2 separate regions of the Homo sapiens genome follow, and region 1 is linked to region 2. The links are chromatin loops, found by intact Hi-C in ENCODE. Cell type or tissue: dorsolateral prefrontal cortex. All regions are shown on one strand. Links, peaks and the distances in the headings refer to the core of each region. The heading gives the core; the rest is flanking DNA.

Region 1 (5,383 bases), core at 52-5,051, 300 kb before region 2:
ATCATCACCACTATCTCGTCACAAAACTTTTTCATCATGTTAAACAGAAACTCTACACCAAATAAATAATAATTCCCCATTTCTCCTCCCCTCAGCCCCTGGTAACCTCTAATTTACTGTCTGTCTCTATGAGTCTGCCTAGTCTAGATACTTCATATAAGTGGAATCATGCAATATTCGTCCTTTGTGTCTGCTTATTTCACCTAATATGTTTCCAAGGCTAATTTCTGTTGTAGCATGTGTCAGGACTTTGCTTGTGGCTATTATTTCACTGCATGTATATACCACATTTTGTTTATCCATTTTTATCTGTTGACGGAATTTGGGTTGTTTTTACCTTTTCACTACTGTGGATAATGCTTCAGTGAATGTTGGCGTACAATTATGTTTGAATCTCTGCTTTCAATTATGTTGCATATATACCTAGGAGTGGAATTACTGGATGATATGGTAATTCTGTTTAGCTTTTAGAGAAACTGCCAAACAGTGCTCCAAAGTGGCTGCACCATTTTACATTGTCACCAGCAATGCACAGAAATTCCAGTTTCTCCACATCCTTACCAACATTTATTTTCCAGTTTTTAAAATTATAACCATCTTAGTAGGTCTGAAGCAGTATCTCATTGTGGTTTTGATTTGCATTATATTAATGACTAATGATGTTGGACATCTTTTCATGTGCTTATCAGCCGACCGTATATTGTCTTTGGAGAGATGTTGATTGAAGTCCTTCAGTCATCTTTTAACTGAGTTGTCTTCTTGTTGAACCGTATATATTCTGTATCTTAAACCCTTATCTATACCATGATTTTATTTCTGTCTCACACTGTATCCTCCTATAGGTAGGCAGAGACCCAGGTGATGGGGGCTCCATATGGAGATATGCCTCCATGAGGATGGCAGCAGAGAAAAGGATGGTTGGAGCTGAACACTGGCAGTGAAAAGCTTTTTTCCTGGATATGATACATGTGACTTCTGTTCAGGTTTCATTGGTGAAAGCAAGTCTCATGGACATGCCTAACTTTAAACGGACTGAGAAAGTACATTCCCCCTTTGTGCCTGGAAGAAGAAGGAACCAACCATTTGTAAATAGCCATAATCCCTGCCACAGCAGGGAAAGAAGAGAGTACTATGTAAACAGGATATTACATTTTGCAAAGGTAAACACAAGTGATTCTCTTTATTCATGGCAGTTATGTGCTATAAAATCACAGCAAACACTGAATTTCTGAATACTAAACATTCCTCCTAGGAGAAATATGGGGTTAGGTTCCTGTGAGCCTCTGGTCCCAACATTTTCGTTAACCCATTAATCCATAACCTTGTTTCATGTGTGTTTCTTTTTAAGGGCAACTTACTTAATATGTATTGTTGATTCATTAACATTTAACTTATGGCCAACAGCACTATAACTCATGCCCAACAGCACTATAACTCATGCCTGACTGAAGATTATCTAACATACATATTTTCTTTCTTTCTTTCTTTCTTTCTTTCTTTCTTTCTTTCTTTCTTTCTTTCTTTCTTTCTTTCTTTCTTTCTTTTCTTTCCTTCTTTCTTTCTTCTTTTTCTTTTCTCTCTCTCTCTGTCTCTTTCTTTCAGACTGAGTTTCGCTCTTGTCATCCAGGCTGGAATGCAATGGCACGATCTCGGCTCACCACAACCTCCACCTCCTGGGTTCAAGTGATTCTCCTGCCTCAGCCTCCAGAGTAGCTGGGATTATAGGCATGTACCACCATGCCTGGCTAATTTCGTATTTTTAGTAGAGATGGGGTTTCTCCATGTTGGTCAGGCTGGACTCGAACTCACTACCTCAGGTGATCCGCCTGCCTCAGCCTCCCAAAGTTCTGGGATTACAAGTGTGAGCCACCGTGCCTGGCCTAACATACGTATTTTCTCCATAAAGCACATCACAGCCTTCTTGCTTTTAGAAACACTAGATGGCACTTCACTATGCTTGGGGCTATTTTAAACAGTGAAATCACCAACAAAAAGCATAGGATGCAAAAAAGTGGCCCTAAATAGACCACTTGTTTATTCAGTCTGTGAGCTGGAATAAGAAAGCATAGAATTAGCTGTTCTACCTCAGCTGGCCATGTATGCATTAGGCAATTCAAATTTTTTATCCCTCAGTGTATGCCTGTTAATGACCACGAGAGTGCTGCAAATATTGATTTTCAGGGTACAAGTAAAGTCTGCAAATGACCATGAAAGTGCTGCCGCAAGTATTGATTTTGGGGTTACAAATAAATTTTGGCAAGTGGGCACATTTGCAAATACAGAATCATGAAAAATGGGGATCAACAAAATTATAAACCATTTGATCACCAAGGAGTAAAGGGCTGAGCCAGGATTTAAATTTAGGTCTGACTTCAAAGCTCATTCTCTATCCATTCCACCCCACTGTCTCCCAAAACTAGTCAAAGGATTACACTCTGTCCTATGTATTTGATGAATCAATGAGCAGTGTAGTCACAGTTCATTCTTCAAGCTTGCAATTCCTGCTAAAACCTTAAATACTAAACAGGCCAGAGTGGCTGCTTAATCATGAAAGCCACATGGATCAGTTTGAACTCCAAAGAAGGTAGAAATCAACTGCATTATTGAGTAATGTGCATACTTTGAATGTTATGTGCGTATGTTATATAATGAGGATTATGGGAACTAACTCAGGCTTGGTGAATTTGTTTCCCCTTTGGTCTGTGCAAGAGAAGTTAATGTGCCCAGGTTCATCCTCAACAAAGACCATGTGGTCCTTGAAGGGACTGCTCCAATTCCTGAGAGTTATCTATGTATGTATGTGTTTATTTATTTTGCGGTAAAATATACAGAATATAAAATTTAGCATTTTTACCACTTTTCAGCAGCATTAAATACATTCACATAGTTGTGCAACTGCTACCACGATCCTTCTCCAGAACTTCTTTTATCTTCCCATACTGAAACTCTGTACTCATTAACCACTCACTTCCCATTCTCCTCCCCTTCAGCCCTTGGAAGCCACCATTTTCCTTTCAGTATCTACAAATTTGACAATTTGAGAATGATTTTTTTTTTTAATAAAGTCTCACTCTGTCACCTAGGCTGGAGTGCAGTAGCACTATCTCTGCTCACTGCAACCTCCACCTCCTGGGTCCAAGCAATTCTCCTGCCTCAGCCTCCTGAGTAGCTGGGATTACAGGCATGTGCCACCACATCCGGCTAATTTTTGTGTTTTTAGTAGAGACGGGGTTTCACCATGTTGGCCAGGCTGGTCTCAAACTCCTGACCTCACGTGATCCACCCATCTTGGCCTCCCAAGGTACCAGGATTACAGGTGTGAGCCACCGCCCAGCTGAGAGTGATTTTTATTACGTGTTGGGAACAAATGTTTTTCTGTGGTAAATTCTCTGAAATTATGGTGAAAATCAATGGGGAGAAAATGAGTCAGACAGTGTGTCTACACTTACATTTAAGTCCTTTCATAAGCAACTTTCCTTCTGTTTTTAATAAGACAATCAAGGATCACAGGGAAGATGCTGGCCCCAGCAATCAGAATCTATAACAAATGAAATGATCTGGCAACTCATTCGTGTGTAGCATTTTCATTGAGAAGACCTAGGAAATAAATCACCACTGATAATTGGGCAAGTTATAGCTTCTGAATTATTAGTCTCAGGCCATTCACTTTGTTATATTTTACAGATTATAGAATTCCGTTTATACAGTACCTCTTCCTGGCTCACGACAGAGTCTTCTGATTGCTCTAGGAGTGGCATGAGAAGCAACAAAAGGTGTTAGCCAACAATTGTGAGAGACAAGCACTCAGCATCAATGAGGCTCAGACCCAAAAAAGCAGTTCTGGCAGGCATCCTTCCGCATCCTGACAGTCCCAACATCCAGACTAAAACAACGCTCATCCTCTTGCTATCACAGTCTTCATCCAAAACTGGAGATACTGTTAGGTGGTTAGCCAACAACATTGCCTTACTCTACTAGTGCCCTTTAGTTTTGGTTATCTATTATAATTATGTCCTTTCTCTTTGTTGCCTATAGCATGCTTTCCCCTTGTTTTAGTTATTCTACTGACAGCTCTTCCAGATCCTTTCGGAAACTAGGCAGAAAATGGATTGAAAAGAAAAAAAAACAATCTTAACTTTTCTACCACATGTTTAGGAAGTAACCTTTGAAAATGGGAGTTTCAGAATCCGTTGTTAATGTGTTAAGTGAAGGGAGCAAAGATGTGTGAAAAATAACAGACATAAAATGATCTTAAAATTCTTAGTATTCATATGATTTTGTTTTAAAGAGAAACTACCCAAAATTATATCTTACTTTGGCTTGAGTGAATATGAACCCAAGGTCTGGTGAATTGATTCAGAAGTATATTGAGATGCAGGCTACTCAAGGCGGGAAGAAAAATCTTTCATGGGTAATCTAAGATGTGGCATTAAAACGTGTGTCACAGAAGATCACTATTAAGAAGGAAGACAAAAATGCTGAATAACTGGAGCTTTGTTAAAAGTGATAGAGGGAGGAAAGCACAGCAAGTGCAAAGGCATGAGGTGGGAGGAAGCTTGGAGTTCTTGAAGAGTGGCCCTATGGTCTGAATTTGTACCCCCAAATTCATGTGTTGGAAACTTATTCCCCAATGCAACAGTGTTGGGAGATGGGACCTTTTGGAAGTTGCTTGGAATAGATTAATGCTGACATAAAGAGGGCTTGTGGCCAGGCGTGGTTGTGGTCACTCACACCTGTAATCTCAGCACTCTGGGAGGACAAGGTGGAAGATCCTTTGAGTCCGGGTGTTAGAGACCAGCCTGGGCAACAAGGTGAAACCCTGTCTCTACAAAAAATACAAAAAGTAGCTGGGAGTGGTTGTGCGCATCTACAGTCCCAGTTACCTGGGAGGCTGAGGTGGGAGGATGGAGGATCATCTGAGTGCAGGGAGGTTGAAGCTGCAGTGACCTATAATTGCACCACTGCACTCTGGCCTAGGTGACAGAATGAAACCTTGTCTCAGAAAGAAAAAAAAAAAAAAGGACTTGCTGGAGTGGGTTCATCTCTTCTGTTCTTCTGCCATGTGGGGACACATTCCCTCTTTTGCCCTTTGGCCTTTCACCACCTGAGGATGCAGCAAGAAAGCCCTCACCAGATGCTGGTGCCTTGATCCTGAACATTTCAGCCTCTGGAATTGTGAGAGAATAAATTTCTGGTCTTTATAAATTACACTGTCTCAGGTATTCTGTTATAGCAGCACAAAACAGACTAAGACAAGTGGCTAACAGACTAAGACAAGGATCCAGTGTGGCTGGATGTTAAGAAATGGCGAATAACCACTCTAAGAATATAAATATATTCTGTATCTTTCCACCAAGCAAAGGAAAATGAAGAAAACTGGGAA
Region 2 (5,383 bases), core at 183-5,182:
AGAAAATGTGGCACATATACACCATGGAATACTATGCAGCCATAAAAAATGATGAATTCATGTCCTTTTTAGGGACATGGATGAAACTGGAAACCATCATTCTCAGCAAACTATTGCAAGGACAAGAAACCAAACACCGCATGTTCTCGCTTATAGGTGGGAATTGAACAATGAGAACACATGGACACAGGAAGGGGAACATCACACACCAGGGACTGTTAGTGGGGTGGGGGCAGGTGGGAGGGATAGCATTAGGAGATATACCTAACGCTAAATGACGAGCTAATGGGTGCAGCACACCAACATGGCACATGTATACATACGTAACAAACCTGCACGTTATGCACATGTACCCTAAAACTTAAAGTATTATAATAATAAAATTTAAAAAAAAGAATCTAAGAGCCATAAAAGACAGAAGAACATGTCATTCTGGCAGAGGATTCTCTATGTTCCTAGAGGGCTTTGAGGTATAGTGAAGGGAAAAGTTAAAAATACAAAAAGCAAAAGCAGCTCCTTTCATGGGGCTGTTTGTTGTCAGAGCCATAGGTCTTGTTCAAGGAGCTGTGATCACCGCTACTTCATGTTGGTAGCTAGGGCACCCAGATAGAGTACAAGTCTTCAGAATGGTGAGGAGCAACGAATGGCTCTGCCCTGTACAGGTAAGAAAGGTTCTGCCTGGTATAGGTAAGAATGTCCGCCCTGTGGCCAGAACAGGATGCTCTGGAGGAGAGGGGCTTGGTCTTAACTGGGTCAGAGCCAGGTTAGGAAATGGACCAGCAGCCCAGGGGGCCAGTCCACAAGGACCACTACACATCACTGGGATACTTTGGAAATAAGATGTCTATTAACTCAGATTTTTCTTAAACCACAGGTGGAATGCAAATTGGTCCCAATATTGACTAGAAATTATCTTCAGATAGAAGCAAATGGCAGTGTCAGCCAATGCAGACCTACCTCTGGAGAAAATGTTTGCCACTAGCTTTTATAAACTGCAAGATTCAACTATGGAACATGCAAGAATTGCCAACTGACCATCACTTAAAAACAAAATCTGGATAGATAAAATTTTGGAAGTGAGAAATGCATGATATAGTGCTGCTTCCTGGGGGGCCAGTTGTTTTGTTATTTATACTTTGAACCTTTAAAATCTTTTGGCGCAGCATGCTGGCTCATGTCTGTAATCCCAGCACTTTGGGAGGCCAAGACAAGCAAGTAACTTGGTCCCAGAAGCTTGAGACCCACCTGGGCAACATGTGAAACCTTGTCTCTACAGAAAAAACACAAAAATAGTCTGGGTGTGGTGGTACATGCCTATAGTCCCAGCTACTTGGGAGGATGAGGTGGAGGATCATCTGAGCTCCAGAAAGTTGAGGCTGCAGTGAGCTGAGATCTCACCATTGCACTCCAGCCTCGGCAACAGAGTGAGACCCTGTCTCAAAAAACAAACACACAAAACAAAAGAGAGAGAGAGAGAGAGAGAATAAACTTTCTAAGCAGTTGTCTGATTTGTGAAATTGCAAAAAAAAATTTGAAGAGGGGGCACAGAAAAGGAGGAAGTGTTCTTTAGTCAGTGAATAGATGAAAGGAATTTGTATTGAACACACACGTTATTCACTTGAACACATTTGTTCTCTGTCCCCATCGAATACAGGCTGAAGAAATATTTAGAGAATTCTGGCTTGAAAGGGTAAAAAACTAACAACCTGCCCCAGTCAGTCCCCCATGGTTACTGAACTCTGGAAGATTTTGCTGGAGAAGTCTGAGAGTCCAGTTCTACAATTTTACACAATTTGTTAAATGTAAAACATTGCTTTGGCTTCACTTACTGATTTTCCTTTCTCTCCCATTTCTGACTAACTCAAATTTACTGGGTGCCTGCTATATGCCAGGATCCAAATGTTGAACATAACTTATTTTGTTTCATACCCAAGGGGCTGTAAAGGACACACAGACTGTGAGCGCAGACACATTTTAGACTTGCACTGTCCAATACGGTAGCCACTGGCCACATATGGTTATTGAAATTTACATTTATTGTAATTAAGTAAAATTTAAAATTCAATCTCTCAGTTGCACTAGCTATGTATTAAGCACTCAATAGCCACATGTGGTTATGACTATGCTGCTGGACAGCACAGTTATAGAGCATTTCTATCACTGCAGAGAGCACCATTGGATAGCACAGTTTTAGACCTTTCAGAGTTGTCTCTACCTCCTGTGAAATCATTTTAAGCAGAAAAGCTGCCATTCATTGAGCACTCCTCTGGGCCAAGCAAGCAAGATTCTGGGTCAGTTACATAAGATCATCTCACCACAGCTCACTGCCTCACGTCTCAACGCATTTTAATTTTTTTTTTTTTTTTTTTGTAGCGCCGTGGTCTCACTTTGTTGCCCAGGCTAGTATCGAACTCCGGGCTTCGAGCAGTCCTTCTGCCTCAGCCTCCCAAAGTGCTGGGATTACAAGAGTGAGCCATTGGGCCCAGCCTCACCCCATTTTAGAGATGAGGAAACCTGAGGATAGAGAGGCCAAGTAGCTTTCTTACCATCGCACAGCAAGTGAGCGGCAAAGCCCAGGGCGTTTGACTTTAAAGGCTTTGATAATTCTGATGGCCCCACCTTCCAAGGGCATTACCCCCAAGTGTGAGTGAGAGCACCACTGTGGACAAGAAAGAGCCGCTGGGGATCCTGGCCCTTTTGACAGGAAAAGTGGCCATGGGGTCAGACAGGCTAGAGGACCAAGGCTGGTTCTGCCAATGACCATGTCAGTGACATTGCCCAAGCCACTTAGATCTCTGAATATATGTACAGTGGTGGAGCTCACCTTGTAGAGCTATGAGGATTAAATGAGAATATACACATAAGCACTTGGCACAGTATCTGGCACACAGTAGCCATTTAGTACATGGCACACATGAGTATTACTTCCGGAGTGAATCCTTTTCTTCTGTTTAAGCAGCAAACAGCAAGAGTTGCCTTGCTCCCTGCAATACACATTTCTGAGTCTGGCATGCCACCTGCTGGTCACTCCTGGATATACCATCCAGTCCCCTGTTCTCCCCAGAAGGGCCAGTGCCCAGAGTGTTCCCAGGAGACTGGGCTGTAAAACAGGAACATCCTAGCTGAGTATTCAGATTTTTTTTTCGTAAAGTCCCTTTCACATTGTGGCTCCTCTGAGAACTTAGGATAAGCTTAGATCTTGCTAAGTTTGCTGAAATCTTCTTTGTTGCCAGGCAGATAGAGAAGATGGACTTCTTTGGGGCCCTGTGCTCAACGTTAGGCTATGTTGCCAGGGTCTTCTAGCTGCAGGCTATCTAAAAGCACAGGGTCTTTACTATTATGGCTGGCATTCCCTTCGATCTGATGCTGAATATAAGTCCCACCTCTCCACCCCATATCCTATCAATCTAAAAGTCCTGTTGGGTTTTTCTCTGTGAAATATATTTAAAATCTGTCTAAGCCCCTTCATATTCTCTGCCACCATCATCCCTCACCTGGACCACTGCATTAGCCTCCTGATCTTCTTGCATCTCCTCCCTTCCCCCTGTTGTCTATTCTTCACGCAGCAGCTAGAGCTGTGGTCCTACCTGCTGTAGCTATGGAATGCCTTGGGGAACATTCAAGACCTACCAACACCCAGGGGCCAAACCCTGACTAATTAAATCAGAATCTAGGGGTAGTGGGTAGAAGGTCTCTCAACATTCGTAGCTCATGAAAGCTCCTGGATGATTCTTTTTATTTTTATTTTTCGAGACAGAGTCTTGCTCTGTCACCCAGGCTGGAGTGTAGTGGTGCCATCTCGGCTCACTGCAACCTCAACCTCCCAGGTTCTAGCGATTCTCTGGCCTCAGCCTCCCAAGTAGCTGGGACTATGTGTGTGCCACCACACCCAGCTAATTTTTTGTATTTTTAGTAGAGATGGGGTTTCACCATGTTGCTCAGGCTGGTCTCAAACTCCTGACCTCAAGCGATCTACCTGCTTTGGCCTCCCAAAGTTAGATGATTCTTTTGTGCATCCAGGATTGAGAATCACTGAGCTTCCAGTTCAGACCAGCAGTAGCAGCATCTCCTGGAGGGCTTGTTAAAATACAGACCGCTGAGTTCCACTCCCAGAGCCTGTGATTCATCAGGCCAGAAGTGGACCTGCGAATTTCCATGCCTCACAAATTCCCAGGTGACCCTCCTGGGCTGAGGTTCACACTTTGAGAACTACTGTTGTAAAAATATAAGGTGGACCATGAAACTCCTGTTTAAATGACTTATTACACTTATATATGTATATTTTAAAAATTCACCTTCTGTACCATGGCCTGTCAGGCAGGGTGAGACCTATCAATCTAGAAGTCCTGTTGGGTTCCTAGCTCCTGGCCTCTCACACCCTCTGCTAACCACTCACTGGCCTCCTATCTGCCTCTTGACCACCGCAGGTGGTCACCTGAAGACCTTTGAAAGAGCCTTTCTCTGCTCAGATGGTGCCCCCTTTAGCTCTTCTGCTGTCTGATTGTCTCTCAGTCTTCAGGGCTCATAGAAATGTAACCGCCTCAGGGAGACCTTCCCTGAATGTCACATTCAACATATGTCTCACCTTCCCCTCAGCCCTTGTTCTCTATCTCAGCAAACTGTTTATTTCCTTTATCTATTACAATTTGCAATTATGTTATTTCTGTTCACTTAAAATACATTTACCTCTCTGCCAGAAGACAAACTTTAAGAGGGCAGAAACTTTGCCTTCTTGTTCACTCCCTGGGACATAGTAGGTACCCAATAAATGGTTACTGAATGAAGGGTTGAAGAGAAGCACGAATCAGGGAGTAAAGGTTAGAAGTAATAGTACTAATAGAAGTGGGAGCCCTGTCCTGCTTCTGTTATATCCCCCGAGGGCTTCCTGTGTGCTCATCTTTTAATATTACATCTTTAATTCACATAACCGGGCAAGGTAAGGTCATATTCTCTTCAATTTACACATGTGGAAATGGAGACCTAGAAAGGCCGGGACACTTGGCTGAGGTCACACACATCAAAATGGCAGAGCTGGCCATGAATTCAGGCTGCCTGTATCCACATTCATCCTAAGATATGGAAGGAAGGAAAAAAGAGGCAGCAAAAGGAGAACTGGAAAAGCTGTTCCCGCAGGGCATTTTTTTATTTTGCTCTAAACTCGTAGCCAAGGTAAAAATATTAAAACAGAGCTGAAATCAAAGAACCCTTGACCTACTTTCTAGGTCTGATTCTCCCAGAACCTCTTCAGAAGAGAGTGATCAGGCAATGATGGGTGTCTCAACTTTTAAGACTTTTAAAATTGCTGGCTCAGAGCCTTTGGAAGAATAGCACAGGCAGGAAATGGCAAGGCAGGATCTGAACCCAGCCCAACTTCCTGCACAGC

The links. Hi-C counts contacts between places; a loop is a spot of excess contacts. Peaks named below come from ENCODE experiments on the same cell type or tissue, not always from the same donor. Only the 100,000 strongest peaks of a DNase experiment are listed, where the experiment ranks them.
Region 1: a loop joins it to region 2, with 3 times the contacts of the local background. A loop is called at or near these places in 5 of 110 quality-filtered maps.

The regions. Positions count from the first base shown.
Region 1 is chr3:64,177,495-64,182,877 of GRCh38, forward strand. The region is part of intron 2 of PRICKLE2 (prickle planar cell polarity protein 2); the gene reads right to left. Among named protein-coding and RNA genes, the nearest start is that of PRICKLE2-AS3, 7.4 kb to the right of the region's middle. In dorsolateral prefrontal cortex, for the core only: a CTCF peak has its summit at 1,972 (motif pointing right); no DNase peak of the experiment used is centred there.
Region 2 is chr3:64,481,577-64,486,959 of GRCh38, forward strand. The region is part of intron 3 of LOC105377123 (a long non-coding RNA gene); the gene reads right to left. Among named protein-coding and RNA genes, the nearest start is that of PRICKLE2-DT, 39 kb to the left of the region's middle. In dorsolateral prefrontal cortex, for the core only: CTCF peaks have their summits at 3,011 (motif pointing left) and 3,221; a DNase peak (open chromatin) is centred at 3,035.